Linked DNA regions of Mus musculus: region 2 is linked to region 1. Evidence: chromatin loops called from intact Hi-C (ENCODE). Cell type or tissue: heart. All regions are shown on one strand. Each heading gives the region's core, and the rest is flanking DNA. Links, peaks and the distances in the headings are about the cores only. Region 1 holds the start of Adamts12 (a disintegrin-like and metallopeptidase (reprolysin type) with thrombospondin type 1 motif, 12). Region 2 overlaps Adamts12 (a disintegrin-like and metallopeptidase (reprolysin type) with thrombospondin type 1 motif, 12).

Region 1 (16,151 bases), core at 4,812-12,811:
GAACAAATGCTCCAGACAAAGGTTCTCAGATCTCCACGAACATGAGTCCCAGAAAAACAGGTTAGTGATGTACTTCAAAGAGGGAAATCTGTGGTGTTTAGTCATGTGACATGTTGCTTGCCCAGAGTGTGTAGACAGAGAGGTCTAACTTATGTAGAACAGAAGTTCTCAGTGAAGGGGTAGTAACAGAAAGACAGAAAAAATGCTTTCTTCGAGAATTCGGATATCCAGGTGTTTTTGTTTAGCAAACCTCGGAGCTACCAAAACACTCAAGCCTCTGAGACGTCCTCTTCTTTTGAGGAATCTTCATGAAATAACAGGTCACCTCAGTGTGTCACCCCTGCTCTGAGACTGTTTTACCACTGTCTCCAATTTATAGATGAGAAGAGGAGGAGGAGGAGAAGGGGAAGGAGGATGGAGAAGGAATGGGAGGAGAACGGAGAGGAGGATGAGAACAAAGAAGAAGGGGGAAGAAGAAGAAGAAGAAGAAGAAGAAGAAGAAGAAGAAGAAGAAGAAGAAGAAGAAGAAGAAGAAGAAGAGGAGGAGGAGGAGGAGGAGGAGGAGGAGGAGGAGGAGGAGGAGGAACGGGAACAAGAAGAACAAGAACAAGAATAACAAGAAGAAGAACAAGGACAAGAAGAAGAAGAAAAAGAAGAACAAGGACAAGAAGAAGAAGAAAAAGAAGAACAAGGACAAGAAGAAGAAGAGGAGGAGGAGGAGGAGGAGGAGAAGAGGAAGAAGAAGAAGAAGAGGAGGAGGAGAACAACAACAACGAGAAGGAGAAGGAGAAGAAGAAGAAGAACAACAACAACAACAACAACAAGAGGAACAAGAATAAGAACAAGGACAAGAAGAACAAGGACAAGAAGAAGAAGAAAAACAAGAACAAGAAGAACAAGGACAAGAAGAACAGGACAAGAAGAAGAACAAGAAGAACAAAAACAAAAGAAGAACAAGAAGACCAACAACACTGATGACAACAACAACAACAACAGAAGAAGAATCTACTGACAACCCAGGTCCCCACAGGAAGTCTCATGTCTGTGTGCATATAAGCAACTAGGCATATACTGTGAGTGCTGGTGGCCCCTCCACTTGGCCTGAGGGAAACCTCTGCAAACCTCAGCATGATTCCTAAGCCATTTCTCATGCAGTACAGTAGCTTGTTCAGCTGTCACCATGGTTGCAGCTAGAAGTAAGGGGGTAAAGGGATCAATCTTTTACAATCTTATATTTTTCTACCAGTATTAGAGATTGAACCCAGGGCCTCAAGCATGCTAGGCCAGTACTCTACTGTGTGACCCCACAGCACCAACAATGTGTAAATAAAGGTTCAGATTTCAAAAAACAAATTTTGTCTCATTTGGAGATGCAGTGTATAATAATAGAGATGTACACTTACATTAACCAGTACAAGAAACCTATACAGCACTTCCAAGCTTCCTCACATGTTCACTCACAAAAAGATGGAGGGCTTTACACAAGACACATCACAAACCATGCATTTTCGTATGTTAAAAGAAGGGGGTAGGAGATAAACTTCACTGAATATAGTTATTTACTAAACATTCTTCTAAGAGTTAGCTGTATATTAATTCCAAGGCAGAAAGGCAGATGGTACTTTCAGCTTTCAGAGCCATATGATCCCTATCCCCACAGCTCACTTATGCTGTGTAGTTTAAAAGTGGACACAGATCTCATGTAAACAGTTGGATAAAATGTGTTTCAATAAAACTTTATTAAAACAACATATTGTGGCATTGGTTCCAATCTCTGCTCTGAGCCTGTGTTCTTATTGCCTCCATTTTACAGATGGAAACAAAACAAAACGAAACAAAACACAAGTCTGATGGCCAAGTCTCTATACTCAACTGTTACATCCTAACAGCCACAAGCCAGTATTAGTAACATTCTGGCTCAGTGGGAATCAGAGTTTCCTAATTCAAGGTGAGACAGAGTGTATCAACCAAGCAGGTAACCCTTAGGGCTTCCCCAGAGACTAAAGACCAACTCAAACCCACTTCTGTTTTTCCTGCTTTGTTCCAAGTTGTTCTCTCTGCCTCTTCAGAACCTCTGTCCCCCCTTATTCTCTGCACCTCATAAATGATTTTATCAGCATCTACTTTCTCCCAACTCCTTTGGAGGCCAGGGCTGTCCCCACCACAGGGCTCAATTAGCATATGTCCAGTCCCCTGGGAACCTGTTACTATTGGGTTTACAGGATAAGTCATGGGGCAGAAAAGGGAGATGAAGGGCCAGATACTCACCAGTCCTTGGCAGGCACTGAGAGCTGCTGTCCCGATCCCGACTGTGGTGCCCTGCTGCAGAACTGTGCCCCTGAGATGGCAGGGCTGGCCTGAGGAAGCCACCATCTTAACATGGGAAAGGTTCCCATATCTCTTCTCCACGACATAGCCGTTGGAAAGAAATTCCCAGTTGACCGTCAGATTGAAAAACAGGTCTTTTTCTTCATGCGAAATTCTGTAGTACAGCTGGTCCCCAGAACCACCTGCAGCTCTCTTCTTCCTGCTGCTAGTGACAGGGTGATGCAGGCCATAGGACAGAACATGGCCACCAGCATCGACTTGGACTGGACTCACTATGTGGTATTCTGGCAGGGACTTGATAAAATGTTCTGAAAGAAAAGAAAACAGAAGAAAAGTCAGAGACCCAGGCTGAGCAGACGCAAGACAAACCCACACCCATTGGGGGCTGAGACTGCAACTTGCAAAACCACCTCTGACTTAAAGCTTAGAGGCTGCTTCCACCCCATGAACACTGTCAACATGAAACTCTCTGAGCATCTAACATGTGCCTGGCTTCTGTCCTCAGTGTGTGTGGCAGTCTGAGTTGACCCACCGTAGAACTGTGGATATCAGCCACTCTATCACTCAAGATGAGCTTCATTTAATTCAAGAGGAATATTCTGAGGAAAGAAGTTGGGATCAACATGCCAAATAGGACATTGCCTGTTAACTGATGTGAACTACAGATCTTAGCAGTGCTCACGCCCTCAAGCACTTCCAGCTCCGAATATCAGGTCACAAAATATTCTAAATACACATCACACATGATCCTTGATAATCCTCGACAAGCCTCACACCTATGACAGCATCAGGGTGGCCTGTGATGTAGCAGGGTTCATACAAGGATCTGGGGTTTTTAAATACACTTAGTATATATGATGAGGAAACAATGCGGGGAGGGGGAGAGACCGATGGAAGATTCATTACATTGTTAATATTATTCTCACGATTATAAAGTCTTTTGCATTCCATCAAAATCCCATTTATGCTTTAAGATCAAAGCATGAAATTCCAAGCACTGGGTATGGTGACCCTACAGAGGATGAACTAGAAGATGGAGAATTTGAGACAATTCTGAATTACACAGCGAGACCCTACCTCAGAGGAAAAGACAGAGAGTCTAACTATCCTCCATTCTCCTAAAACCCCTGACAACTGAAGTTCTATCTCCTTACTCTCAAGGCTCAGTCCCTTACTGGATTTCCATACTGCCTTTTCTTTGTTATTTTATGTGTTCGCTGATACTTTCCGAGGCAGAACCTGAACATCACAGGCTGCCTGTCACACTGAAGAGTCAGTGAATAGTCACAGTAATGGTCACTGAAAGAACTGGACTTGATGGGAGTCAACAAGAAGACTTACCTCACAAACAAATCCCTTCAAACCTAATTTTTTTGGACCTATTCTTCTCAGACTTCAGTGAAATATGGGTCAGAGCACAGACTGCCTGCTTTCAGGAAGTAACCAAGAATCTTAACTTTTTATGTGTAAAACATCCAGGTCTGTTCTAACTGCAACACTTAAGCACAAACCACACAGGGACAAATCTTATAAATAATATTTAATGAAAATCAAGAAAAGTTCACACAGGGCTACTGGTATTAATGGAACACACACACACACACACACACACACACACACACACATGCTAATCCCCACACACATGAACACTATTAAGTTTCCCAAAACATATGCAAACTAAAACTACATATGGAACTCGTTTGAAGGGGGAATGATAACAGAAAGAAAGAAAGAGAGAAAGAAAGAAAGAAAGAAAGAAAGAAAGAAAGAAAGAAAGAAAGAAAGAAAGAAAGAAAGAAAGAAAGAAAGAGGGGGAAGGGAGGGAGGGAAGGAGGGAGAGAGAGAGAGAGAGCAAGAAAGGAAGGAAGGAAGGAAGGAAGGAAGGAAGGAAGGAAGGAAGGAAGGAAAATAGAAATGGGAAAAACCATTGTCAACAATGAATGGTGATTGCGCAGTGCTCTATGAACTGAGTGGTGTGAGCATCTGTCCTCACGTACACACTACTTCCCATTCGCTCCTCCACAAACATCTGGACCAATCCAGGATTGGCACTTTCCTGCCCTTCCACATTCAGACCTGGGTTAAGAGCAGAATAACCAGGTAGGCTGAGATAGATAGAGCTGAAGCATCCCTGCCCATTGCTCTTAACTACGGTTACTTTAGCAAAGGCTAGCGCACTGGGGAACAGCATGAGGAAAAAAAGAGAAGGTCAGACTCAGCTGGCTGTAACTGTCATCTGGCATTAGTGCCCAGATATAGTCACTATAAAGATACTGACCACTTCTCTCAAAACAAGTTCCCTGGGGGAGGGGCACTAGGGAGGCAGTTCAGTTAGTTGAGCGCAGAAAGACCCAACTTCAACCTCTAGCATCTATGTAAAATTTCTGGTATGGTGGTGTCCACTTACCACCCTAGCGCTGGGGAGGAAGGGACCTGAAGGCCACTGGGGTTCTTAGGAAACCTTAATTGATGAGGTATGGTCCAACAAAAGATGCTGCCGTGAGTCGGATGTATGCTCTTTGCTGTATACATCAGCCAGCTCAGGTATTTTGTGACAGAAACAGAAAGGGAGGGATAAACTTTCCTTGCCTTCTCCTTTCATCTAAGACAAAAGGGGGAGGCTTGGATTTACACCCTGTGAAATCAGAGTACAGAACTCACTTCTAAGATCTGTCCACACTGCCTCTGGGGCAAATATTCACTTGGTATCATTAAGACTGGGAGAAGGGTAGGACACTGAGAGAATAGAACTATAGCTCAGCCTACATAGGGATTTGTGGGAAATGATAAGCCTTGATTAAAATTAGATTTGAAAAGCTAAACTACAAGCTTCAATTACTTGAAATGTATAGTGTGAAAAAAATTCTTCACGAGAAGCTCCGAGAGCACCCTGTGGGTATACCCCATTGTGAAAAGACAGAACACCACATAGACAATTGCCTTCAGCTTAGGAAAATTTGGATGATGTGAGAATGTTCACCTGTTCCCCATGAAGTTTAGGTTAAATCTGTACATTGATTTATGGACTAACCCATGAGTGAGTGCATTATCTCTGCTTGACAACCAAGCTTATCTTTTCTCTACAGCTCCAATTTTGTTGTGACTGCTGCTTATTTATCTTCAATTATTTCTATTAATAGTAGTTGAGTGTCTTAGACTCTTTATTAAAAAGCTGGTAAAATACTGTAATAGAGGCTTATTTCCGTAATTACCTTCCACAGGTTGGTCTCGCTGTACAACCATCTTATTATAGAAAGCAATGAGTCCTCTTGAAACTGTAAAATATACCATAGGAGGCTCCCTTTGCTCGGCAACCACATAATAATGCATGTACTGAGCAGATAATTTATTATAAACTACACAAAGTGACATAACCATGAAATTATTCCCTACAATAACAGCACTAGAGTAATTGCCTTCTTGTAGATTTGTTTCCACATAGCAGAAATGAACTATAATAGATTTTTCTCCATGATTGTCTATAAGTTTATATGTGCCCAGGGCCCATCTCCAACATGAGATAAAGTACATGCCCTACAGATGTCACAACATCACAGAGAGCAACACAGAACACGGAAGTGACTGGTGGCTTGAAGACAGCATAGATGGCTTTTGATCAACAGAGCCTTATTTCTGGTTTCCCACTCTATAATGTTACGAAGGCAATTAACTTTGAATTCTGATCCTTTCTTGGGTGAGATATATTGGGCGTGCTACTTTTGTGGATCTTGGCAGAAGGAGTGAGATCTAGAAGCCAGTCAGCCACATGATCTCAAGGGTGACCACCCATGCACAGCAGCACAGCTCTGCTAAGCTATGATGTGGCGCATGTTGGGTGTGTTAAGGGGTATTTTAGACAACAGCATTTTCAACTTCTGACCACATCACATGTCGGGAAGCATCCGTACGGATAAAACTAAATCCGGGGGCCCTTGTTGGTTGTGTAAGAGAGGAAACATGTTGTTTGCAAAACCAAGAGTCTTATTATGTTGATATTTGGTCGTAAATCAAGAAACACTGGAGAAGTCACAACACATCCTTACACCCACTGACTGATGTGGGAAAAGAGTGCTGCAGAATTAGCTGTCTGTCCTGGAAAGGATTAGGATTGTCATCACACTCTTTCTGGGTACCAAAACCTTTATTCATTTATGCCTTTGTGACGCTGGAGCCCAGGGTCTCACACATGCTCAGCAGGTGCTCCAGGACTGAACTACAAAGCCCAGCCCAGAACTAAAGTCATGATTCTGTGCAAGCTTGAGAACTAGAAAGATCATGCAAGGTTAACTAGTGTGCAGACCCCTTTGCAACTGTGAGCTGCTCGAAGAATCCCTCTAGCCTCCTGGCTAAGTTGAATTTTGTGATTGTTCAATACGTACATGTAAATGCACCTGGTTTGTGAAAATAAGGATGGGGCGGGGGAATCATCTCTGAATTTGCAACTCTGAATATTTAGAGGTTGGGTGCAATTCAAAACTCCTGTTTTGAATTAGAAGGTGGTCTTGGGGTACAACCCAGGTTTACTCCCTGGAAGCTTTAGAATGTCTTGCCATGATTCCTCACCTCTCTGGCTCTCCTCCAGTCCTGTCCTATTTCTACTCTCCTCTCTTCTCCCCTTTTCTCTCCTCTCTTCTCCTCCCCCTCCTCTTTCTCCCCTCCTCTCTAGCTCTTCTTCCCTTACCTCCCCTCTCCTCCCCTCCCCTATTCTTTCTTCTCTCTCTTCCCTTCTCCTTTTCCCTCCTCTTTCTCCTCTCCTCTCTAGCTCTCCCCTTCCTTCCCCTCCCTTCTCCTCACTTTCCCTCCCTTCCCTCCCCTCCCCTGCCCCTCAGTGGAAATCCACAGAGAAATTTCTTCTTCTCTTAAAGAATCAACCACTTGTAAGTGTATTAATGAAGACTGATGGAAAGATTAATGCTTTTAAAAACTGAAGGCATTTTTAAATCGAAATACATCTGCATGATTAATAAGTTTAGTGGACTTTAAAGCTACTTTTGAATATCAATTACTCTCAGCATATCCCCCAAAGGTCACTAGGGAAAAGAGTCACAGCCCACTTTCCAGAGCAACAAGGCAGGCCCAGCAGTGTCTGCTGTACACCAGGATGAATTTTCCCTTACAAATATGCGAAGCAAGCAGAGCTGGAAAGCTCACCCAGGAGAATGTGTCTTTGAAGGAAATCATCTCCGCATGCCCAGGGAAGTGCTGGTGGGCTTTGTTTGTGCTGCCCCAGAACAGGGACCTTTCACAAAGGCACTGTTTTTCAAAGAACAACAAAAGCTGCTATTTTAAACTTGGGGGCTTGAGATGGTATCTGGACCATTTACACAAACAAGTGCTGGCTGATTGACATCTAACCCCAGTGTTTGCCTACTCTGGCTTCCAAGTAAAGCAAAGGGAGAGAGGGATTTTCATCTGGTTGCTCTCTAAGCCACCGCAGAGGAATTCTTAGGCAGCATTTCACTTTGCAGCGTGGGCAAAACACACTGCTAGCAATCCCTTAAACGTGGACAAGTGCGTGTATGCATGTGAGTGTGTGTGTGTGTGTGTGTGTGTGTGTGTGTGTGTGTGCGCGCGCGCGCGCGCGCGCGCACATTATCCCTGCTATTGCTATCATTCTATGGCTGCATGATTTTAAGTAGGATACCTGGCTCAAGAATGTGCTTCATAGTTAAGCTCATAAGGTCCCCAAGTTCCAGTGTCCCCATTTGTAAACTAGGCATGGTAGCCATAGTACCAGAACCCCAGAAGGACATTGTCAGTAGTGGGAGGGGCTGGCAGGCCATCCCGGAGCTCATACACTCCCCATCTCTCCAAGCCTCCCAGCCCCCCTGCTCTGACAACACCTTGAAGTTGTAGTCCTCTCTGAACATGAAACTCTTCTAGGTTCAATTTCAAACAAACAAACAAACAAAGGCAACGGCACCACTTTGGCCTGGGCATTACGGATGAAGATGATGACGACCCCACAACAATACTAATAGGAGGAGTGAATTCCAATATAAACCATCTTCACGGTCTCCCAGTGCTTTCTTTCAGAATACACGCATGCGTCACTAAATTTAGACAGAGAAAAGTCTTTTTTTTTTTTTTTTTTCGAGACAGGGTTTCTCTGTGTAGCCCTGGCTGTCCTGGAACTCTGCAAAGCAAGACAGACAACCGGGAGTCCCCAGGAGGCAAATTTCTCCCCAGTAGGAATGTCATTTGAAAAAAACAAAACCCTAAATCTTTCCAGGAAACCAAAACACAGCCAAGTGTGCTCAGCAGGAGGCCAGAATAAAATTTCTACCTTCCAGACTTAAAATGAAGTTTTAAATGAAGGAAACATTTGCCATGACTGTCCGTGACCAGCTGGGTCTCTTTATTAAAAATAATTTCCCATGTCACAGTCTGCAAAGGGGGGAAGCGGAAAGTGGAGGGGAGGGGCTCGGGGAGCGAGCGTACTCTTGGGTCTTTCCAAGCAGGGTGTCACCCCTGAGTGTGCACCCTTAAGCCCTAGGAGAGAAGGAAATCCGAGCCTGAGCACACAGCAGTTTTCCTTAGACAGGCCAGAAGGCTTAGAGTTCAGCCCTGCCTGGTGGGGGAAGGGAACAGACCAAGTTCCACTGTCCTACTCCACTGTTAGAAAAACAAATAAAGAAAAGCCACTAACCTTGCCTCGGGTCTGGGAAGCGAACCGGCCAGGGCTGAGTTTGTCTCCCGTGGCAAAAAGCCCCAAAATTAATAAGCTGAGCCACGATCGAGAGCTTGGCCAGCCAGCTCCCCCGAGCACATGGCATGGTTCAGTTGTTGGGGAGAAGAAAAGTTTTAAAAGTTTTAGCTCTCAGCTGCAGATATCCAGTCCTCGCCTGTGTCCGCACAGAAAGACGCCCGAGAACATGGTCCAAGCATGGGAAGGGAGCGGCCCGCAAGCTGACCAGGAGGCTCTAGTGGCTTTTTGAAGCCGATGGGACCAGAGAGCTTTTATTCTCTCCCTGTCCTGAAAGGGGAGTGAATGAGCTGACAGCTTCTTCTTCCTGCGGGCCAGAGCATGGACTGGGTCAGAGCCAAGGGGCTCAGCCCACCCCAGATCCCCACCCCTCTGCTTCCCCACCCGACAGGCCTCCAGCCAGCTAACACATTTTCCTTGGGGACGCCCTCCTCCCTCAAGCTCCTCCCTCCGGGCTCAGAGCCTGGGCATGCGGGCCAAATAGGGGAGACCCTAGACAGCTGGCCAGGAAGAAACTAGAGTAAGAGCCGTCAGAGGCTCCTAGGACAACACGCCCCCCCCCCCATCTCCTTTACACAGGATGAAATGTACTTACAAATAGTGAGTTATGGGCCAGAGGGGACCCTACTCAGCATCCTTCTTAGCTCCTCCCAGACCCTGAATGTACCCTATTCTGTCAAGACTCCCCACCCTCTAGCAACCTCTGTGCTCTTCTTCCAGGGCAGGCTAAGATTTCCACTTAACAACTAATAAGCAATTTTTTTCTCTTTGCCAAGTCACACAGGAAATGATCCAAGCTAATCTGCTGTCTTGACCCTGGACAAGTCTCTTCCTCTGCAGGAAGGGGTACGTGGATCAAATGCTTGAGAGGCCTTCTGTGGCTATAGGTCAGTGCCTGCTTTCTTTTCAAATCCTACCCTCTCTCTGTAATACCTCCACCAGCAGCACACTAGCAACATGCAGAAAGATTTCAGCCCCAACAGGGGAAGGCCTTGAGCATAGGCAGTGGCAGCTGCAGCAGTGTGTGTGTGTGTGTGTGTGTGTGTGTGTGTGTGTGTGTGTGTGTGTGTGTATGAGTGTGTGTGTGTATATGTGTGTGTATGAGTGTGTGTGTGTATGTGTGTGTGGTGTGTATGTGTGTGTGTGTGGTGTGTGTGTGTGTATGTGTGTGTATGTGTGTGGTGTGTGTGTATGTATGTGTGTGTGGTGTGTGTATGTGTGTGTGTGGTGTGTATGTGTATGTATGTGTGTATGTGTGTGTGTATGTGTGTGTATGTGTGTGTGTGTATGTGTGTGTGTGGTGTGTGTGTGTGTATGTGTGTGTGTATGTGTGTGTATGTGTGTGGTGTGTGTGTGTATATGTGTGTATGTGTGTGTGTGGTGTGTGTGTGGTGTGTGTGTGTATATGTGTGTGTGTATGTGTGTGTGGTATGTGTGTGTGGTGTGTGTGTGTGGTGTGTGTGTGTGTATGTATGTATATGTGTGTGTGGTGTGTATGTGTGTGTGTGTGGTGTGTATGTGTGTGTGGTATGTGTGGTGTGTGTGTGTGTGTGTGTGTGTGTGTGTGTGTGTATGTGTGTGTGTTTGGAGTATCCATTCAGATACTCACTTTCTCCTCATTGAGAGAATGTCACAGAGCAGGAGTTACCAGGCATCTTGAGAATGATCCAGGATAACCCAGCCAAAATTCTTTACCTCTGGGTTGAAACAAACACCCCCCACCCCCCAGCCCCCCCGCCGCCCTTATTCCATTCAGAAGGAATTTGGCCTCATGTATGGAGGGCTCTTTGGCTGACAGCCAATCACACACCTTCAGCAAGATGTCTGGCTACTAGGTGATCTTGCATTGGGTCAGGGCAGCCACACCATCCCCAGGGACCCAAAATGCAAGGCCCTAGATGGAAAGCCCAAAGGACTCCACACTGGGAAACATAGCTATCAAGACTTTCTGAGGGACACTGGCTCCTGTGTTTTGCTAGTGGAAATTTACAAACTTACTGTCTTAAAACAACACAGATTTATTGTCTTAAGTTCTGAAGATCTGCAACAGAATTCACTGGGCTGAAATCAAGAAGCTGCATTCCTTTCTGGCTGTCTTAAAATCTATTCTCTGGCCTCTTTCAGCTTCAACCTCCTGGAATTCTCTAGCTCCCAGCTCTTCTTCCCCATCTTCGAAGCCAGCAATGGCTGGTTGACTCTTGCCCATGTAATGTTTCTCTGTCTCTTTTCTATTTTCCCCCTCGTCGGCCTTTCCAAGAACACTTCCCATCACCCTCATCAGGGATCGTCTCTGGAGTTGACTAACATCTCTGATTCTACCTGCAACCTTCAGCTCTCCTGGCCATGTAGTATAGCCATGATGTAGTAGTTATGACATAGTATGTCATGATAAGGAAGACAGGGAACTGAGTCACCTACCCTCTATTCCTATCACATATAGAAGGTAGCAAGTTCACATCCTGAGCCAAAATCGATGAAATTTAGTAGGCACCATTAGCTGCCAGATATGCATTTATGAGGTCATTTAAAAACACTTTGAGCTGATCTCTGTGTTGCATATTCTCTTAGTTCTCTCTCTCTCTCTCTCTCTCTCTCTCTCTCTCTCTCTCTCTCTCTCTCACACACACACACACACACACACACACATACACACACCCCTCATACACATATACACATACCTTTTACTCCTCTCTCTCTTCTTCATTTTCTTTTTCTTTTTTTTTATTTATTTTATTGGGTATTTATTTCATTTACATTTCCAATGCTATCCCAAAAGTCCCCCACCCACCCACTCCCACGTCTTGGCCCTGTCGTTCCTCTGTACTGAGGCATATAAAGTTTGCACGACCAATGGGCCTCTCTGTCCACTGATGGCTGACTAGGCCATCTTCTGATTCATATGCAGCTAGAGACACGAGCTCCGGGCATTTTCTTTTTCTTTTAAGAGCAAACAGATGTTTTCTGAAGACCAAAAATCTCTACTGGCTCCCATGTCCTGGATAGCTGGAATAGAGATTTGTTTCTGAAACAAGAAGTCAAAGCACTCTTATGTCAAGGCTGAGCCGCTGAATTCTGGCTTTGCAGATTAACTACTTCAACTCTATACTATTCTTCTGATTCTCCTCCCATGTAATTTCAAGACCATACTAAGTCTGATTGTGGACATGATCTCTCAAAGGTCCCCCATTTTTAGGGTAGTAGTATTGGAAGGTACTGTGAACATTTATATGGTGGGGCCTTGTATAAGATTGTTAAGTCAGTGGGGATAGGGTATCCAAGAAAATTGTAGGGTACCTCCAGTGTCTCAGTGTTTCTCTGTCTCTTAGCTTGCGGTTCAATCCTTTTGTTCAGACATGCACTTTTGACTCTGCCACCCAGTGACCTTACCACAGGTCCAAAGCTATGTGGTCCCTACCATGAAGTCATGGATTGAAATCTCAAATTCAGCCTTTCTTTTGCTAATTTGTAACTGCCCCAGGTAGTTCACTGTAGTAAGACAACTAGGGATGAACACTAACTAGGAACATCATTCACTTAGAAGTCATCCAAAACTAAAAACTTCAAATACAAAATCTCACTTAAGTATCGTATTCTGTCAGCCCATTCAACCCTTCATGGTAAGGTCCTTCAGCCTATCAAGACTTCTTATTTTTGCCTCTTCATCTTAGGTTTATTAACAGCCATAAGCTCTGGATCATTTCCTTTTTTGCCCAATGATAACCTATGACCTACTTCTTTTAAAAAGCACCTTCAGGATTTCACATTTTCCCCATCGAACGACACCTGTGTTCCTCCCCAACTGCTGAGTTCCTCTGCCCTTGGTTGGAAAGCATCTCATCACTGCCTCCAATGGTGCAGTCAGTAATTCATTCCTCCAACCTTCACCACATGACTCAGAACAAGTATGTATCCTGTTACCATTCTATCACCAAGTTCTCACTCTTTCCAGCTGAAGTTTGATGTTTTCCCAAAGAGAAAGCCTGATTGGGCTCAACTTCTCCCCCGCTCAGTGGTGGACTTGTATTCAAGTTTTAATTGCTGCGCAGTACTATAAAAAGCCAACTACCTTTCATCCCCACTACAGGGAACAGAACTTTGAATCACTGTATAGCGTCTAGACACCCATGCCATGATACAACTGTGCTGCCTTAGAAGAGAAACTTCAAAGTCACATGCTGTCCCAGAGTAGAACAACAGTTTAGGACAGAGAGCATCCATTGATGCTGACAAGCCTTGGCAATGTACTAACAACTCTATCTACACTGCCTCGTTTAATCACCACAAAGGCCCTACTAGGTGAGTACTATAAGTACCCTCATGCTGCAGGGAAATTGATATTGAACTGTTAAGTAACTTGCCTTTATGACTAGGAAATGAGCAGCCAGAGGAAAGAGTGAAGTCAAGACATTTAGAGGCTTGACCAGGTCACTGTGCAGATTCAAGGGTAGCTCCATCTTTACTAAGAAAAATCGTGTCTTGGACTGTCTGCTCTCTAAAGGTAGGGAGGCTTGGGCTGTCCTCTCTCTAAAGGTGGAGCGGCTCGGACTGTCCTCTCTCTAAAGGTAGGGAGGCTCGGACTGTCCTCTCTCTAAAGGTGGAGAGGCTCGGAATGTCCTCTCTCTAAAGGTAGAGAGGCTTGGAATACTAAGACATCTTCAGAGCTCCTTGGGTAGTATCCTAGGTTGCTGTCTATTGTAAAATAAGTGAGGGAAAATGAGGGCTTTGTTTGTTTGTTTGTTTGTTTGAGCTTGTTGCTATTGTGATTGTTGTTGTAGTTGGTTTTTTTTGGCTTATACATCATTATCATGCCCATTACTGAGGGACATAACCAGGCAGGAAACTGAAGCAGAACCTGAAGCAGAGCCCAGTGAAGAAAGCTGCTGACTGGCTCGCTCGCCCTCATGGCTTCCTGATCCTGTCTTTTCATATCTCCTGAGGAGCAGCGCTCTCGCCATGAGCTAGCTGGGCCCTCTCACATATATTCTTAATCAAGAATACGCCCCATATGCTTGCCAACAGGCTATTTGAGAGAAGCATCTTTTCAATTGAGGTTCACTCTTCTCAGGTAACTCCAGCTTCTGTCAAGTGAACAAGAGCTAACCAGAACAGGGAGTAATTTAATTCATCATTTAAAAGTATTTCCAATATAAGAATTAATTATGACAAAAACTTAGGGTGCCTTTCAAAAAGCCCCCTTTGTTAGAACTTTTTAATAGTATACAATATGGCTGAAGGACAAGGAAATTAGTTCACTATATCTTTCAGGTTTGTCATGGTCCTTAACACTGGAAAGACAAAAGGAAGCTGATGCACAGACACACACATGCGCACTCATGTGTGTGAGCATGCTCACACACACAATCATCATCACCATCACCATCACCATCACCATGACTTGGTCCTTAAGTATGGCAAATGATTAGGCCACAAGACACTTCACATCTGTCAACACCACAAACACTGTCTCAACCACTATTTTCTTTTAAAACCTCTCCGTAGTCCTTGGAAGGAGGTGGGAATTGATCCTTGCAACCTTCAGCAGTGTCAATTCACTTTTATTCTTCCAACTAATTGTTCTGAATGGGTAAGTGGGTCGATCATCAACAGAAAACATTGCCAATGGCAGAGAGTTCGGATTCCCAAGTCAGCTTTAAAACCCTGTAATCTATTTGTTGCAGATTATATAAAGCTTCCGCTCTTCGCAGTTGAGCGGTACCTTTCTGAATGGATCATCCTTTTGATGCTATAATTAATCAGCTTAATTGATGAATCAGTGCCATAGCAACGCCCTTTTGAAAGACATGGCTAAAGAGGCTATGGGACCCTGATTAATGAAACACATACTGTTGGCTTTAGTAAACAGCACACTTCAAATAGAACGTGTAGTTTTAGGTAAATGTGCTGCAGTATATTGAAGCCAGTGTCTACGTGCACACCATTTAAGACTAACCAAAATAAAATGTAGCTAGGCTGGTCAGGTGATAATGCCTGCAGTAAACTGTTTTATTCAGGATTACTGTTGCTGTGATTAAAAACACACACACACAAACACACACACACACACACACACACACACACACACACACACACACTCACAGAGATAAAGAGAGAGAGAGAGAGACATACACCTTGATCAAAGCAACTTGGAAAAGAAAGTATTTATTTGGCTTACACTTCTACATCACTGTTCATCATCAAAGGAAGTCAGGACAGGAACTCAAGTAGGGCAGGAATCTAGAGGCAGAAGCTGATGCAGAGACAATGGGGTGGGGGTCTGTTTATTGGCTTCTTCCTCACAACTTGCTCAACCTACCTCCTCTTCCTCCTCTTCCTCCTCCTCTTCCTCCTCCTCCTCTTCTTCTTCTTCTTCCTCCTCCTCCTCCTCCACCTCCTTTTTTTTCTTCTTCTTCTTTTGGAAAGGATGGTTTATATTAGCTCACATTTGAGGTAACTGTCCATCAGTGAAATTTTTATATCAAATCATAACAAGTGCATTCTGTGTTACATTTGAATAAAATAAATAAAAATGAGGATATTCAGAAGTGGTACAAAGACGAGGAACTAAAGAACTTGCTTGTGATAGTTAATCTTAAATGTCAACTTGGTAGAATTTAGAATGAACATAGAAACCACTGGTGTATCTATGAAGATGTTTCTACAAAAGTGTAACTGATCAACCTGCTTTCTATAAGAAAATTAATCACAGTTATCACTTGCCACCATCAAGGCCAGGGATGGCCCCACAAACAAAGGACTCTGCCCTCCCATACCAGTTAATGATTAAGAAAATGGTCTACATGCTTGCCTACAGCTCTATCTGTTGGGCATTTTCTAAGTTGAGGTTCCCTCCTTTTCAATGACTGCAGCTTGTGTTAAGCTGACACAAACCAAGCCAGCACAGAGATTGCCAGAAGGCCAAGGAAGGTAAAAGGAAGGCAAGGGGAAGCCTATGGCAAGGTTTCAGAGTCCGGGCAATGTGAATGAGGCAGCTGTCCCAGCACAACACAGGGCATCAGGGAGTGGGCACCGTGAACATAGCATCCTTCTGAGGGATGCCATTCACCAGGCATCAGAAAGTCTCAGCAGAAAATTTTCAATAGCGACCAAAAGTGAGCCA
Region 2 (16,151 bases), core at 4,541-12,540, 56 kb before region 1:
AGTCCAGAGATTCTACAAACGGTCCCAAGTAGAACTGATATCTATGGTAATTTAATATCAGAACGATACTGGGTTTTTTCTTTCTGCATGTGAAGTATGGTTATACCTAGCATAATCTAAGTATTATTATTCCTAGTGTTACGAAAACATTTCTAGGATGTTGGATAAGGTAAAAGGACGAGATCACACTCTTTGGTCTTCCCTCTCAGTGTCTAACACACTCAAAGAAAGGCTGTCTAACTCTACGTTCTCACCTTGACTTACAACTTACTTTTAAGGAGGCACCAGCCTGTAGAGTTACAAAGAATTAGTAGAAGATGGAAATGTTGAAGTGTTTTTGTTAAGGAGAACTGCAAATGGCGCCTGTCTGGGAGAAAAGGACTCTTGCTTTGTCAAGTGGTACCGTGTTTCTCCTCAGCATCTTCTCCCGACATCCTCTAATGGTCCTACATTACCTGTTGTTGGCATCCTTCTTTAACTAGCTTTATTTTGCTGGAGGTTCAGTCTTTAATGAGTTAGTTAATTTTTCTAACCTCTCTCTACATACATTTTTGCATGAGAACCATGTTTTCCAATTTTTGAAACAATCCTCTGATAGTGAAAAACATGGGAATGGAGGAAAGGAAAATCTTATAAGCAGAAACAATCCAGTCTTTGTCCCTAGTTCAAATCACTGTCTGGAGTAATGCATTAAGATGAGCGCTGCAAGCCTAGATTACGTGAACACCCATAGGTGTGAATTGGGGGAGAGATGATGATCAATCTGGGATTTTGTATTCTGAGGTAAGGAGGAAAGCCTTACTACACACACACACACACACACACACACATACACACACACATACACATACACACACACACACACACCTATTTATATACCTACACAAAAACTAATGTGTGTATGCACTTCCCCATAACTTCATTGAACCTTAAAAGTAGTGCACTGAGATGAATGCCAAGAGGTTGTCTAACTGAATGCTTCACACACCCTAAGAATGTGAGAATCACTCAGGAATCCTGTTGAATGTCTGTCCTGATCCTGAATGTCTGGGTGGGCCTGGAAGTCTGCATTTCTAACAAGCCCTGAGGGAATGCCATATGACAAACCCAGGACCACACTGAGTATCGTGGAACAGTATAATCTGAAGGAAGCACTGAAGTAGAGGAAGGGGATCAGCTGCCAAACCTCCAGTAAAAGGAAGCCAGCAGGACAGCTGCAGCCGCGCCACGTGCCAAAGAACAGAACCTGGGAAGACACTGGGGGTCAGAGACCACAGCAGAATGCCACCCAAAACGGCCATCCTGCTTGCTTTTGCTTTCTTCCTTATCAGCTGGTGAACTTCTCCACGACAATTAGAGTCTCCCTAAATGATGGCTTCCTATCTGGACAGCTAAATTTGCTTGGATTATCTCTGCTTGGATCTATAGCAGGAAATGGAAATGTGAATTGATTAATAAAAAAAGGTAGTTTACATTTCTGCCGTCCAAATATATATACATATATAAATGCATATATATATACATACATATATAAATGCATATGTAAATGCATATATATATATATATATGAAGTAGTTGTATAGTAGAGGGAAAATGGAATTACACAAAGGTAAAGTTATATGTTACAGAGCTAACTTGAAAACTAACTTGAAAATATAGCTTGAATCAACACAGAAAATTAAGCAACAGATTAAAATTCATTTATGGGATGGGAGTATGGCTTTGTGGGTTAAAAGTGCTTGCTACACAAGCATTAAAACCTGAATTTAAATCCCTAGCACCTACATGAAAACCAGATGTGGCTATGCCCAATGACTCTAGTGTTGTAGATGGAGAAAGGAAGCTGGCTGGGTTTGATGGTCCAGACTAGCTCCAGGCTCAATGAAATACATTCTAGGGAAAGTAAACTTCAGAGTGACAGTGTAGGATGCACAGTGTCCTCCTACAGTTTTAGGTCTCACACATTGTCATATACACTTGTACATCACAAGTGCACACCACACACGTGCACACACACACACATTTTTTTATGCAATAAGATAATAAATGAGGGATGAGAAACAAAAAATAACATGAGACATTAAGAAAGCATGGGTCTTTAGAGAAATGGGGGAAGAGAAATGTTGACAGAATGGAGATGATAATAAAACAGATCGAGGGACTACTTGGGGGAGGGGAGAAGACCAGTGAGTGATAAGTAGAGGGGATGAGAGAGGACCATGGAGTTATGATTAAAACCCAGGCTTACTTGCCTGTGCCTACACATGGGTCCTGTGGCTAAAAGAACATGATTTGGATCTCTGTGGTTCAGAGATGTAAGACCAGGCTTCCACTTTCACAAGGCACTGTTTTTCCTTTGAAGCATCTTTAATCATTACTCCATGGGATTTTTTTTTCCATTCTCAGATGGTTGTGCAAAACATCTTAAAATAACACTTTTAGTTGCCCATTATTATTTTATATTGCCGATTGTCAAAAAAAAATTACCCCTCTGAAACATCAGGTCGCTGACATAAAGGCTAAAATGTTCCTGTTGTTGTCAAATGAAACATACCTTTGGAAGGGCCAGAATAATAGAAGCCACATTGAAGGACGATGGTTCATGGCCCTATGATTGCTGATGGGCTTCCTAAGCTAGCCTAATAAACTGCTTGAACTTCTCACCATTCTCAGCATTATTGACCAAGCCTTTTCTATTCCCATGGAGGGTGGTTCATAAAGAGAACAGTCATCTTAAGGGAGGATGCTAGGCTTGGTAGCATATGCAATCCCAGAGCTTGAGAAACTATGACTCCCAAGGATTGTTGCGTGGTTGAAGCCAGCCTGGATGCACAATTCAAGGCCAACCTGGGATACATAGTGTAAACAGAGTGCAAACCTTTTCTCAAGCATATGAGAGAGAGAGAGACAGAGAGAGAGAGAGAGAGGGAGAGAGAGAGAAATCAAATAACTACAAGAACTGCAACTGCAATCGTCAAATATACAAACCTGGTTTGGCAATATAGCATCAGCAGCTGGCATCCTGATCCTGGAGAGAGCCACATGCAGATACAAATGCTATAGGAACTGAGTGTCATCATGCAGGGGGCAAGTTCTGAGGCCACTGCAGTCCAGAGACTATTTCTGGTTTTCACACCAGCTGCCCACGTCCTATTATCATATCTTAGACTCAGGAGGACCTCAGACATTCATGATTACAGATGAGTTTCCTAAGTGGAAAGAACGTGATTTTTACCCGCCCACCCCTCAGCATTATATAAACAGAATGCAAAGCATGATGGGAAAGCATGGTGGCTTTCTTCTGCTAAGGTGAAGCTGTGCTAATCATCTACTGTGCTTGAGGGAGTTTTCAGGATGCTGACACCTGAAAACAAACAACACGGAGCCTGCCTGTGTGCAAGAAGCTCACAAAAAAGTGACAGGAGGGGAACTCTCCGTCTCAGCCAAGATGTTCTTGAGGATAGAGTGGGCTCCAGAACAAATGTGTACCCTTCCTCGTGTCCCACTCATCTGATGTGAAAGATAGAGTCACCACTCCCACTACTGTTGTAAATCCCAGCATCTGTCCACCAAGGACCCCAGTGGTTTGTATATGCTTGACCAGTGAGTGGGACTACTTGGAGGTGTGGCCTTTTTGGAGTAAGTGTGGGCTTTAATACCCTCTTTCTAGCTGCCTGGAAGTCAGGATTCTTCAAGCAGCCTTCAGATCAAGATGTAGAACTCTCAGCTCCTCCTGTGCCATACCTGCCTGGATGCTGCCATCTTCCTGCCTTGATGATAATGGACTGAACCTTTGAACCTATAAGCCAGCCCCAATTAAATGTTGTCCTTTATAAGACTTGCCTTGGTTGTGGTGTCTGTTCACAGCAGTAAAACCCTAAAACACCATCTGAACAGCCAGTAGTGGTTCACATCTCTTAATAGATATTCAAATAATGTCACTTTCTAATTAAGATAAGGGACTTTGGGAAGGACGTGGATTTCCTCTTGTATTCAATATTTTAAAAATTCATAAAACTCAGTGGCAATTCACTAATGGAATGAAAATATACTGAGAGAAAAGAAAAGAAGGGGTTAATGGGAAAGAAGAGAAGCAAGGGAGAAAAGGCAAGATCATTCAGTTATACCAGCTAGAGGTACAAGAGAAGTCTTTATCTTCCTCATGGGGACATTCAGATGCTCTTGGGTTCAGATGCAGAAACTGGGCTTCCTTCAAATCTCCCTGCAGCACCTCCCAGTGATCAACAAAGATTCAAGATTGTGCAAACAAAGGAGCTCAAGTAGATGGGAAACATTGTGTAACTTCCCCCACAAGACTGAAATGGGACTCACACTAGCCAAGGGACAGGACAGCAGCTGTTGAATCTAAAGTCCAGGGCCTCATAGTTTAAGAGAAACAACCATTGCATCTTGGTAGAAATCCATGGAATAAAACCTTAGATACACCAGTTGATCAAACCCCAGCAACACTGACCAAGCATTTGGTGCCCCAGGGCCAAGAGACAACCCTAATCAACAAGTGGGTGGAAATGTATTAATGTCCATTGCCTATAAACAATAACCCCATAGCCTCAGAAGCAGCACACTGTTGGCGGCACGATTCTATAAGGGAAAAACTTAAGGAGGAGTTGGAGCCTCCCTCCCTGCTGTCTTAAAGCAAGAAAGTGAAAATGAATAATTCTGTCCAGGCAGGAGGGAATTTTCTGGGGGCTAAGAAGAGTCTATCAGTCGCATCCCCAGCAGGTTTGAGAGCTGAGGACTGTGACAACAACCGTGAGGTTTTGATAGTGACACGGAAACAACATTCACAGCTGCATGCTCCAGCCACTAATGTTGAAATTACTTGATATTCCCAACTGACCACCACAGACAAAAATGAAAGAATATTTCACTCACTGCACCCTCTACTGTGTCCTTGGAGTACAAGGACAACTGTAGGGTGGCCTCTCTCTTCTAACTAGACACCACAGTTAGTTCTGTGCTCACACCTTCCTTTCGGCCAAGATTCTTGAGCAAACCCCTTTCATCATGTCTTTACACCCCTATATTGTACTATGAATCTCTTCAAATTGTGGGCATTTTAACACATAACCACACTTACTGTTCTACCCATTGGAGTTATAGAATAATTTCTGGTTGATATATAGCAAATAGTAGAGTTTTAGATTTTTTTTTTCAAAAGAGTTCTCTTTGTGTTCATTTTATTTGAAGTAAATGAAACCAAGAACCATGCGGTAGTATTTAGGTGTATTTTTCCCTTCTATTTCATTTCTCCTAGAGCAGACATCTTTCTTCCACTGTCACTGGCTTACTATGCCCATATGTGTGGAGATCAGAGGACAGCATGAGGGTTTGGGTTCTCTACTTCTACCATGTAGGTCTTGGTCTGGGTCATAATTTCTCAGACACAGCTGGTCCTAACTTCTGACTCTGAGCATGAATCAGCTTCTTTAGGTATTGCACTGAAATAACCTTCAGGTTATCACCAGGCCTAAAGTAAAAACACATACAAATAAGACAACATAGACAGATATCATTGTGTTGCTGCAAAGTCAGAAAATCTAAACCTCAACACTACCACTACCATACACACATGCACACATAACACAGTAGCCATAGCCAAGTTACTAAACATTTTTTAATCTTCAACTCTAAAATAAGGAAGTCAATTTTACATCTCCCAGCCCTAAATTACTTTATAGCATCTTACTAACCCTTTACACAGACAACCTTGTTATGTCTAGATGCCTTAAAAATAAATGTTTCAAAACTCCAAACCAACAAAAGAGACAACCACAAGGACTATTATTAAATGAAGCAACAACCTCAAGGAATGTCCACCTCAGCAACTTGACCCTTCTTTTCTTTCTGGGAAATAGACATGTGCACTTCTGTGCAATGACTGTATCATGAGTAGCTGGGCCACTTTAGTCAAAAGTATCTGGAGAAAATATCCATGAGCACTCCTGTGCAGCCCCTGGAATTTCTCAATCACTGCTTATATCTCTGCCTTCCTGGGCCTTTCCAATAAATTCCTTTCCTTTATGACTTAGGACAGCGATGTTTCTGCCCTGTGTTATCAAAAAAACCTGTACCACTATATCACCTGTCCCACCCCACCCCCATGCTCGAGGATAAGCAATTCATGGCAAACAAAACAAAACAAAACAAAACATAAAACAGACATAGAAAATCAACAAGGACAGGAATGGGTATCACAGACTCTAAATTTCAATGAAAGATGCTTGAGCATAAGGAGACTTGCCTGTGTGCTTTAGGGTTCTCCTCCTTTGTAAACACTGGAGCAGTGGGGGTGGGGGTGAGGCCCAAGCAAGCAAGTGGATACTGACATGGTATGGAGGAAGCCAGAGGCCAACTGGGAAATAGACCATAGATTTCCTGGCCTTAGTCTGCCCTATGGTCTCTGCAGGAAACACGGGTACCCAGCTACGTAAATCATAGCAGATAAACAAGCAAGCAGGTAGACTACCACCTGGTCAAGACCCTTCTTGGCTGCCCTCCTTAGGACCCTCAGCCATGGGCAGCTCATCAGTAGCAAAATCTGCAGCAGCTGTCATTACAGATGTGCGCGTGTTGGCAGGTTCGATAGGTGGGAATGTGAGCAGACCCCTGAGTGTTTCCCTCTGTGTCTGCAAGGGTCAGGGTGGGGTGAGACACACTTCAGAGCTCAAGGGGAGAAGGAAGAAGCAGCACAATTCTCAACACGATGAATCACGTTTTGGGGGCGGCGGGGGGGGGGGGAGATGCTACCAGCAGCTTGACATGTCTTTAAAAGGCTGCTATTTAGTCATGTCCTTTTTCTTCAAAGAAACACGATAATTTACATCTTTTAAAAATCAATTACAAAGTTATAAGTGCTTTTTTTAAGACACCAGAAAAGTTTAATTTCAAACAGCTGGTGACAAGAACAGACTTGAGAGTTCAGCAAAGCTGAGATTTTTTTTTTTTTTGAAATGTAAAAGCTGGGATTTTATTCGAATCTATAAATGCACCAAATTCTGTGTAGAGTTGAGGATCTACAGCCCCAATGGACTAACAGGCTGTAAGGGTGCTGTAAATGGAATCCGCAAACATCTGCTCTGGCACATGGGTTGCTTGTGAATGCTACAGCCTTGGCATTAAATGGGTGGGGCTCACGGACCAGCAAAGTCATCTCCTGGAAATGTCTTAGGATATCATAGAATAGCAGCCCAAACAGCAATCACAGTAGGAGCAAAATAACAAGTGTATCTCCTATTAGATGTCCTGGGATGAAGAACACTGAGCATACAAGAGACAGTTGGTAAAGGTGGGAACAGAAAGCATTGAAAGTTACCAAGCTCAGAGCAGGAGATGTCTGAGATCAAATGCAAGGTCACTTAGAGCCTGGTAGGTTCATAATGAACAGACCTGACAGTCAATCTATAACAGGGAATGTGAAGCCTACATTATGTTGTAAAATATTTCAGGGTAGCCAAGCTAAGAAACAGTAGGTTAAGTTCAAGTTCTATGACCGGCCAAGCTAGTGATGTGGCCCAGGTGTGGTCCACAGCACTAAAAGATAAAGAGTCACAGTGGGTCATGGCTTCCTCCTTCCAGTACCTGAGGCAATGCCAATAGTTCACATTTTGCCAGTTGGCATAATGGATTAAAACCTTATTGGTGAAAACGGGGTCTGTTACATTAATCTGTCTAAGGAATATTAGAAATTCTGTCTCACTGATGACATCAAAAGATGCTCAAAAACCATTAACTGCTAAGACAATTTGACAATAGATCACATGTCAGGAACAAAGAAAAGAGTATAGTGAAGCAGAAACCTGTATGGAGCACCTGAGGTTTAATCCTCCTCTGGGTCTATATGTAACCATAGTCTGAATTAGGAAGAACATTGACTGCACAGCAGCCTGCCATCTAATGTGACTCCATCTGCATCAAATAAGCAGTTTCACACAGAGCAGGGTCAGAACACCTAGGGAGAGAAAAAGAAGAGTGTTCATCAAGCTTACAGAGCAGAGCTCTGCACTGCATGGTGCCTGCCTTGCTAATGAACGTTTGGGTAATAAGGCCTCATGAGTGGCATTCAGAAAATTATATATATATATATATATATATATATATATATATATATATATATATATATGCTTTTAAAAGTCTTTCTCTAATTTGAATGGGGAAATGACTTGGATTGTAGTCTGCTGAAAACTGGGTAGTTAATGAACATAAACCTCCAAATTGAGTAATTCTTATAGTTTTAAATATGATACATTAATATTAAAAGAATTCATGCTTTAGAGCTACACATATCCTAGTCCTTCTGCCTACGATTTGCAGATCTTTTGTGAGCCACATCTTACTCATGGGTGGAGTACAATGGGATGCTGCAAACCCTTAGGAGAACATTCTGGATTTTCTTTTCCTTAAATTATCATTTTATGAGTGTAAGAGTATTACCTGAATGTATGTCTCTACACAATGTGTAAGCCTGGTGCACACAGAGGCCAGAAGAGGGTATCAAATCCTCTGGAACTGGACTTACAAGCATTTGTGGGCCACCATGTGGGTGCTGGGCACAGAACTTGGGTCTTCTGGAGGAACAGCCAGTAGTCTTAACCACTGAGCCATCTCTCCAGCCCAGAACTGCGTTTTCCATAAACATTAGTATCATTTCTTCATTTCTCTCCTCATTCCCAATATGCAAAGGTCACCAATGAGCCTAGAGCTGCAATCAGTCTGCACGTGAGTACATGACCACTGGTACCATAACCCAAAGGATAGCAACCCCATTTAGGAGGGGCATCTGCTTAGTGGTCTTCTTACACTACTAGCCCATACAGTGGGACAGTGCCAACCTGTTACAGCAGAAATTGATGCCGAGTGTACTGTTCTTCCACAGAACAGTGGAACCAGCAGCAACTGTAGCTGACATTGGTTACTGGAATCCAAGGCTAGGAGATTTTTTCCTGTGGTATAACTAGTGCTAAAATATCTTTTCTGCCCAAGTCTTAACAAAAGTACATTAAAGGTGATTTGGCAAAAACTCAGAATTTTCACCTTCTAAGCATTTTAAAAAGAAACTTTGGGTGGACGTGGTAGTGTGTGACTTTAATCCCAGCATTTGGGAGGCAGAAGCAAGTAGATCACTATGAGTTCAAAGCCAGCCTGATCTACATAGAGCTATAGAGTGATACCCTGTCTCAAAATTAAACAAACAAAAAGGAAACTTTGGGCTGGGGATAGAATTCAGTTGGTAGAGGCTTTGCATGAAGTCCAGTGTTTTATCCCCAGCATTGAACCAGGAATGGTGAAACACACCTCTCGTCTTAGCACTTTCCATGAGGGAGTGACATTATGAAGACTGGGATTTTGGGGACAAACATAGTAGACTAGAGGCCAGCCTGGGCTACATGAAACTCTGAAAAAAAATAGAGTGATGGGGAGAAGAGAATAAGAAAGAGAAAGAGATGGGGGAGGAGGAATTGAAAGATGAGGAAAGGGAGAAAAAGAAGAAATCTGAGTTTTTAAAAAATGTAGCATCTGGTTTAATATCCTCTAAATATGCCAGTAGGACTAGAACTAAGGGGAAAAATCCACACTTTAAAAAAAAATTAAATCCCTTACATTGCACATCACCATTGTGTCCTATTAACCTGGATCCTACCTACATATGGAAGCAGGAGTTGTATGATATTGGTCAAGTCATATGCCTGTGTAAACTCACTATTTCCCCCATACAACAGAACTTTGTGACTTTGTCACATTGTAGAAGGAGTGGTGCCAGCATCTGGTAACCAGGAGTAGTCTCAGGCTCACAACGATTTTCTGCAATTCCACTTAAAATGCTACAGCCTCAATCAGTATGGCTGCTTCCTCTGAGCCCTGATTTCCAACCAAATAAGCTGATCAATGTTATACCTGCTGTTCCGTCCTCCACAAGCATGACCAGCTAAAATGTCTACATATAAGTCTGGGGACATGGCTCCAGTCACATGCTTGATGTACAAACATATCCCTAACCTCAGATCCTCATTATCCATGTAAAATATCAGCCACTATGGCGCTTATCTGAAATCCCAGTACTGGGGAGGTGGAGCCAAGAGAGTCCCCTAGGCTAGCCAAATAAGTGACCAAAGGATCAGGGAGAGACACCATCCCGAAACCAATAAGGTGAAGAGTGACTGAGGAAGACAACTGACCAATTGACATCAGCATCTCACTGTCACACATATGTGCACCTACCCACGTGTGTGTGCGTGTGTGTGTGTGTGTGTGTGTGTGTGTGTGCGTGCATACATGCGCACTTGGAAACAGAGAGCCAGAAAGGGAGAGAAGGGGAAGGGAGAAAGAAAGGAGGACAGGGAAGGAGGAGGAAAAAATGACTCGTGTCTCTTTTGCCTATTCAATCTAAATAGACATTTCTTACTGTAGCTCTCTGAATCCCAACCATTTACCATTTGCCTTAGTCCTGGTACATAGCAAATTATCTTTCATTTGACATAAACAATTGACTTTGCATTCATGGAGGAGTCTATTGCTCATGATAAGTTAATTGTATCATTTTATGACCGCATCAGATTTAAATCTAAAGAACTAGAGATGCCTGGTAGGCAGCATGAGGGAGCATGCACTGGAATACCATGGAAACAGTAAAGTGAGAGTCAATAGAAATGGGTAAAGCATAAACAATGAGTATCTGACATCAACAGCTGGTTGGCTGCACAAGGATGGATGACAATTATGGGGGAGATGGGAGAGGCAGAATCAGGACGTAGCCTCTTACTGCATAATGCAAGATGACAGTCAGAGGTTAGGCAGAGTTCTAGATTGTGTCACTGGGCCATCCTGGTGTCATATATATAAAGACAGGGAAACTGGGATAGAGTTAGAGATAGTGATAGAGCTAGAGCTAGAGCTAGAGCTAGAACTAGAGCTAGAGCTAGACAGGGAGGGCTAGCAAGAGAATGGACTCTGTTTGGACAGACTACATCCATGTAGAGGTCATTGGGAATCAGTGGAGAAAAAGGCAATGATTGGAGAGGGGGAAGGAAATGTTATTTCACAGATGAAGAAAAATATAGTAAAGAATATGTCATGAGACAGAAATAAAAGACCTAGAACTAAATCCTGAAAAGGTTAAAATTCAGAATGAGAGACATAAATAAAAAGAAGCAAATTAAATTCCTGAGGGGAAGGACTCAGTCAATATCAATGAATCCAGGGCTATAAGGGTTCAGGCAAGTCATTGCTGGAGAATGTCTCCCAATTCAACAGTGCAGGGAGGCTTTGAATGTGAGTGATGTGGGTAACACTCAAGTATGCAAAGCAGTCTCTGGAGGGCTGTAGGCAAGGGTAACTAATATCTTGTGGGTTGGAATTGCCCAGTCACTGGGAAACAGAAAAGCAAGGTAAGATAAATAAAGGATGTTCTTTTTCTCAGATGGTTGGGGCATATTTAAATATCCCTGGATCTTACCTAACTGTAGGTGGGCAAGGTCTATGTGGAGGGCTGGAAAGTGGTAACCGGTTCTCCCTAGTTCCCAAGAAGTAAGCTACAAGGTCTAAGGGTCAAGGGAAAGGTCAGCATGAAACTTGGATAGGAGGACAGAGTCTGTGCTGATGTAGCCAGAAGGAATTAGAGAAGTGTCTTTCCACACTCCAAAACAAATTTTTGCAATGGTTGTAGGGACACACGCACACACACTCCGGAGAAGAGATATATTCAGCTGCAGAGATGCTTCCAGCACACAGCAGCCTCTATCAGCCATTCTCAAATGTTACTAAGCCTTGGACCCCTTGGAAGCTTTACAAAGTCCTGATCCCATTTATCCTCCACACAATTAAACTCCTATCCCTGTGGTAGGATCCAAGTCCCAGGGATTTAAAAGCAAAAACAAGAGATTCTAATTTCCAATTAAACTTCAGCAGTAGTTATCCAAAGATAGTGTATGAATTAATTGTGTGTCTGGCATTGGCGGCGGCTCACACTTGTAATCTTAGCCCTTGGGAGGTTGAAGGAGAAAGATTTCATGTTCAAGACCAACCTAGACTATACAACAAGGCCCTGCGAAGAAGGAGATGGAGGAGAAGGAAGAAGAAGAAGGAGAAGGAGGAGGAGGAGGAAGAAGAAGGAGAAGGAGGAGGAGGAAGAAGAAGGAGAAGGAGGAGAAAAAAAAGAAATAATGAATTGATTACACATGGCTGGAATGGGGGAAAGCCTTAGAGTCTTTAATTGTGTGCTTTTCAATCAAAAACTAATGAATTATAGAAGAAGCAGAATAGGAAATATCAGAGCTCAGGAAAGGATAATGTTAATGAGATTTCCGATTTATACAGGTTTGTATGAATGAGCTGGCCAAATATAAAAAAATTTTTACATGAGTTAGGAGGGAAAAATAAGTGAGGATTACACACAGAATGGAAGATTTGGGTGCTCAAGAAATTGGCGTCCAACAGGAAACAGGGCTTAGAGCCCTGGAGAAAGAGACACACTGCAACGCTAACCTGCAGAGTGCTGAGCGCCTAGGGAGGGACAACTCTGAGGCACAGGCGGTGTCCTCTGGTGCAAAGCTGTCCTTCCTGACCTCCCCACCACCGTTCTAACAGCCGTAGTCTAATCTTAAAATGTATTATTGGATAAGCAGAACCCGTGTCTAGAAGAAGGAAAGCAGAATGCTTGAAAAGAAGCCTGAAAAAAAAAATCCACTAATGGATGTTATCATCTCCAAAGTAGGGTTTGTATAATAAGTTCCTATTTGATGGTTTCATCGTGTCCTTGAAGCAGACTGTGAGCCACACTTTCCTCAGACAATGGCAACTTTTCACTTCCTCTTCAGCTTCCAGGCTGATTAGAAACAAATGCTTCAACACTAGGAAACTCACCAGCAAGGCTCTGTTGGTCCACTGCGGCCCCTCATTCCCACATACCATATATATCTTTTGAACTCATGCTATCATAGCATCTCTCTCTCTCTCTCTCTCTCTCTCTCTCTCTCTCTCTCTCACATCTACTGAAAAGGGAAGCTGGTAGAAAGGATACAAGAGTTATAGAGTGATGTAGCTGAGCCCCTACTAGAGCTTGAGCTCCCACCAAGCAAAGAGCACATCTTTCCCTACAAATGAGCAGTTGGGGGACTGCAGAATTTGTCTTTCTCCTGCTCCATGTTGGGCCTTAGGAGATGGTTAACACTGGGCCTGTCCTTGCTTGACTTCCTCACAGCCTCTGGGGACAGTGAGCTAGTTAGTTATTTCTAGCCAATTCTGATATTCTGTCCACTTGCTCCCAACTTGCCCCCATTTTCCTTCACGACTAAATTAAGTTCCAGCCACCCCCTTTTGCTCCTTGGCCTCTTTCTTTGCTGAACCCTGTCCAGATCTCATCTTCTGCCAAATGGGGTGATGTGTTGCAGTTGAAGCAGCACTGGCTGGCCTCAGAGTCAACTCTTAAAAACCAAAACACAACTCTTTTTTTTTTCTTTCATTACGAGAAGGATTTTCATACAATATATTTAACTATGTTTTCCCTCCCCCAACTCCTCCCAGATCCTCCCTGCCTCCCTACACAATCAGCTTTATGTTCTCTCTCTCCCTTTCTTAAAAATCAAACAAAACTACACTCACACATACACACATACACATACATACATACATACATACAGACAGACAGACAGACAGACACAGATGCACACATACACACAATGAAAATCAAAACAAACAACAAAATGCCAAAAGCACTTTTAAAAAATACCAAAACAAAACAAAATGAATAAAAAGCCCTACACACAGGCATGGAGTTAGTTTTGGGTTGGCCAAGCCTGCAGCATGACTTGATGGTCAGTGAGAATCCACTGGAGAGAAGGGGCTCTCCCTTTGCCAGTAGCTACCAATTGCAAAGAGCTTCCTGGTTAGGGATGGAGCTGGGACCCGTGCGCCCCTCTCCCTCTAACTGCTGGGAGTTTTTTGGCTTGTAACTCCAAAGCAAAATTATCCACAGTGTCCACGTGTCTGTCCCTGTGTTTCAGTCACCTTGTATTGCAAACCACAGGACAGAGGTAATAGTATCTACCCCAGCAACTCACCAGGTAAAATAGCTCAGGGATCGGGACTTGGATCCTGAACCAGGCCACCTTGAGCTTCTCAAGCTTTAAACAGTTTCACAAAGTTTGTATAAAACAGAAAGACTGATAAATGTAAGAAAAACAGAGAAAAAGCCTGGATGGACTCTCACAGGGCAGTAAGGGCAGCTAATATAATATATGCCTATATCAAGTCATCATCTTGTATACTTCAAATAGATACAGTTTTTCAGTTATGCTTTAATAGAACCAAAGAAAATAACTTGAAATTTTTAAATACCTCCAAGTAGATCATACTTACAAGTCAGTTCTGTGTCCCCGAGGACAGTCTCTTTCTTCTCCATGGTGACAGATAAGAAAGAAACTCCAGAAAAGACTAAGAGATTATATCCCATATTTTAAATAAGGTGGATATGGTTAATGTCTCCTAACCTACATTCACATAGCATAAGCCTTACTTTAAAACACTAAAGCTATACCACCAATGAAGCCCCTTGACAAGGGAGGGGCAAAATGGAGTGACTTGTGGATGCATAGTTGCCCCACAATCAGCATTAAAGGAAGATCCCTTGTGTAGTGAAAAAGATGTTTGACCACTTCCCTTTAAAGGAAATTGTCCCCAGGTTTTGCATTTTTGGCAAGCTGTAGTGGAGCAATTTCATCAATATGGAAATAAAAGGATGAATAGACATAATTATGCCTTAATAGACCTTTGCACTGCAAGTCACTCAGACCAGAGGGCAAACGGGAGTCACGCAGGAGGGAGAGAGAAGGGCTGGTCATTAACTCTGAATGGCCACCTGGGACAGGCCATCTATTCATGGGCACTGGTGAGGAACAAAGGCTCTTTGGGTAAGACTGCCTAGATGGTCACAAAATTCCAGTTGTTCTTTCCAGGCACAGAAAACTCCTTGATCGCCAGCTTCCCCGCTGAGATGTGATACAGACACAGCTAGGGCCACCCTTCAGACTTGGCTCCTAAAATCCCTTAGGAGGGGCCCAACTAGCAAAGGGAAGCGGCTCAGCAGTGTGGGAAGTGAAGAATCCAACCCAAATCAACCACACTGAGGACAAGCTGTTCACAAAGCCAGCTTGGGCTGACTGCGTTCTACTCGCACTGCGTGTAGTTCTAACTATATGCCAGTCACCCTTTCTCAGATCACCCCTGCCTCACCATAACAATTTGCAAAAATTAGTTGCACACCTAGTACCCCTCACTTGTTTCAGTCATTGTTACTTGGTGGCAAAAGAGATCTCTGATCATTGAAGGAAAGCGGTGTGTGACTTGTCCTGGACTCTTTCTGAGCCCAGGACTCTGTAGGACATTTTTAAGGGTAACTTTTTTGTCTTCTTAATTTTATTATTTCTGTAGGAAATAGGCTTGTGACCAGTACTAATTTTGAGTGCATGATATTTTTATTTTTTTCTGTCCTCAAGTAAATTAATGCCTGCTCCAAAATATCATTTATCTATTCATCTCTTCTGAGGGAAAAGAAAACCAGATATCAGTCCTAGCAGATGTTAGATGTAAATTGGTAGCAAGTAATGACTATAACTCAGATGATTAAGAATTTTGTAACAGAAAGCTCTGCTATGTTTTGATTTTTACATACAATTATGATAATTACTACATCCACCATCAGACTTTAAACCTCTGATTTTTAAAGTTGGTTTTATTCTTCATCATTGTGTGTTATACCACTGACTTCATAATGTAAATATTATTCGTTGAATAAATTAAATGTTTTATTATTACTGTAGTTCATATTAATACTGGGGCCTTCAGGTGACTAGAAACTTTTTAAGTTAACATTTACATAGAATTTCTAAGTAGTGCATAATTCTAGAGTTGAATTTTAAGGGATCCATAGTATTTATTCTATTTATCTGAAGTAATAAATAACTAGGGGCTGCTGCCAGGGTCATCCAGATAGGATCCTAGCATAACTGTCTTCTGAGAGTTTCCAACCTACATCTGACTGAAACAGATGCAGAAAGCCACAGTCAAGCATTAAATGGAGCTCAAGGAGTCTTACGGAAGAGTCTGGGGAAGGATTGAGGAACCCTAAAATAATAAGG

What was found. A loop is a pair of places that touch in the nucleus more often than their neighbours do. Peaks named below come from ENCODE experiments on the same cell type or tissue, not always from the same donor. Only the 100,000 strongest peaks of a DNase experiment are listed, where the experiment ranks them.
Region 2: a loop joins it to region 1, with 5 times the contacts of the local background. A loop is called at or near these places in 2 of 42 quality-filtered maps.

Annotation. Positions count from the first base shown.
Region 1 is chr15:11,057,984-11,074,134 of GRCm38, reverse strand. It overlaps Adamts12 (a disintegrin-like and metallopeptidase (reprolysin type) with thrombospondin type 1 motif, 12), which reads right to left and starts at 9,362. Exons shown (of 24, transcript NM_175501.3): 1 at 8,978-9,362; 2 at 2,269-2,636. The coding sequence starts at 9,104. In heart, for the core only: no CTCF peak of the experiment used is centred there; DNase peaks (open chromatin) are centred at 8,854 and 9,454; H3K4me3 peaks cover 2,216 bases; H3K27ac peaks cover 3,017 bases.
Region 2 is chr15:11,113,710-11,129,860 of GRCm38, reverse strand. The region is part of intron 2 of Adamts12 (a disintegrin-like and metallopeptidase (reprolysin type) with thrombospondin type 1 motif, 12); the gene reads right to left. Among named protein-coding and RNA genes, the nearest start is that of Adamts12, 57 kb to the right of the region's middle. In heart, for the core only: no CTCF peak of the experiment used is centred there; no DNase peak of the experiment used is centred there.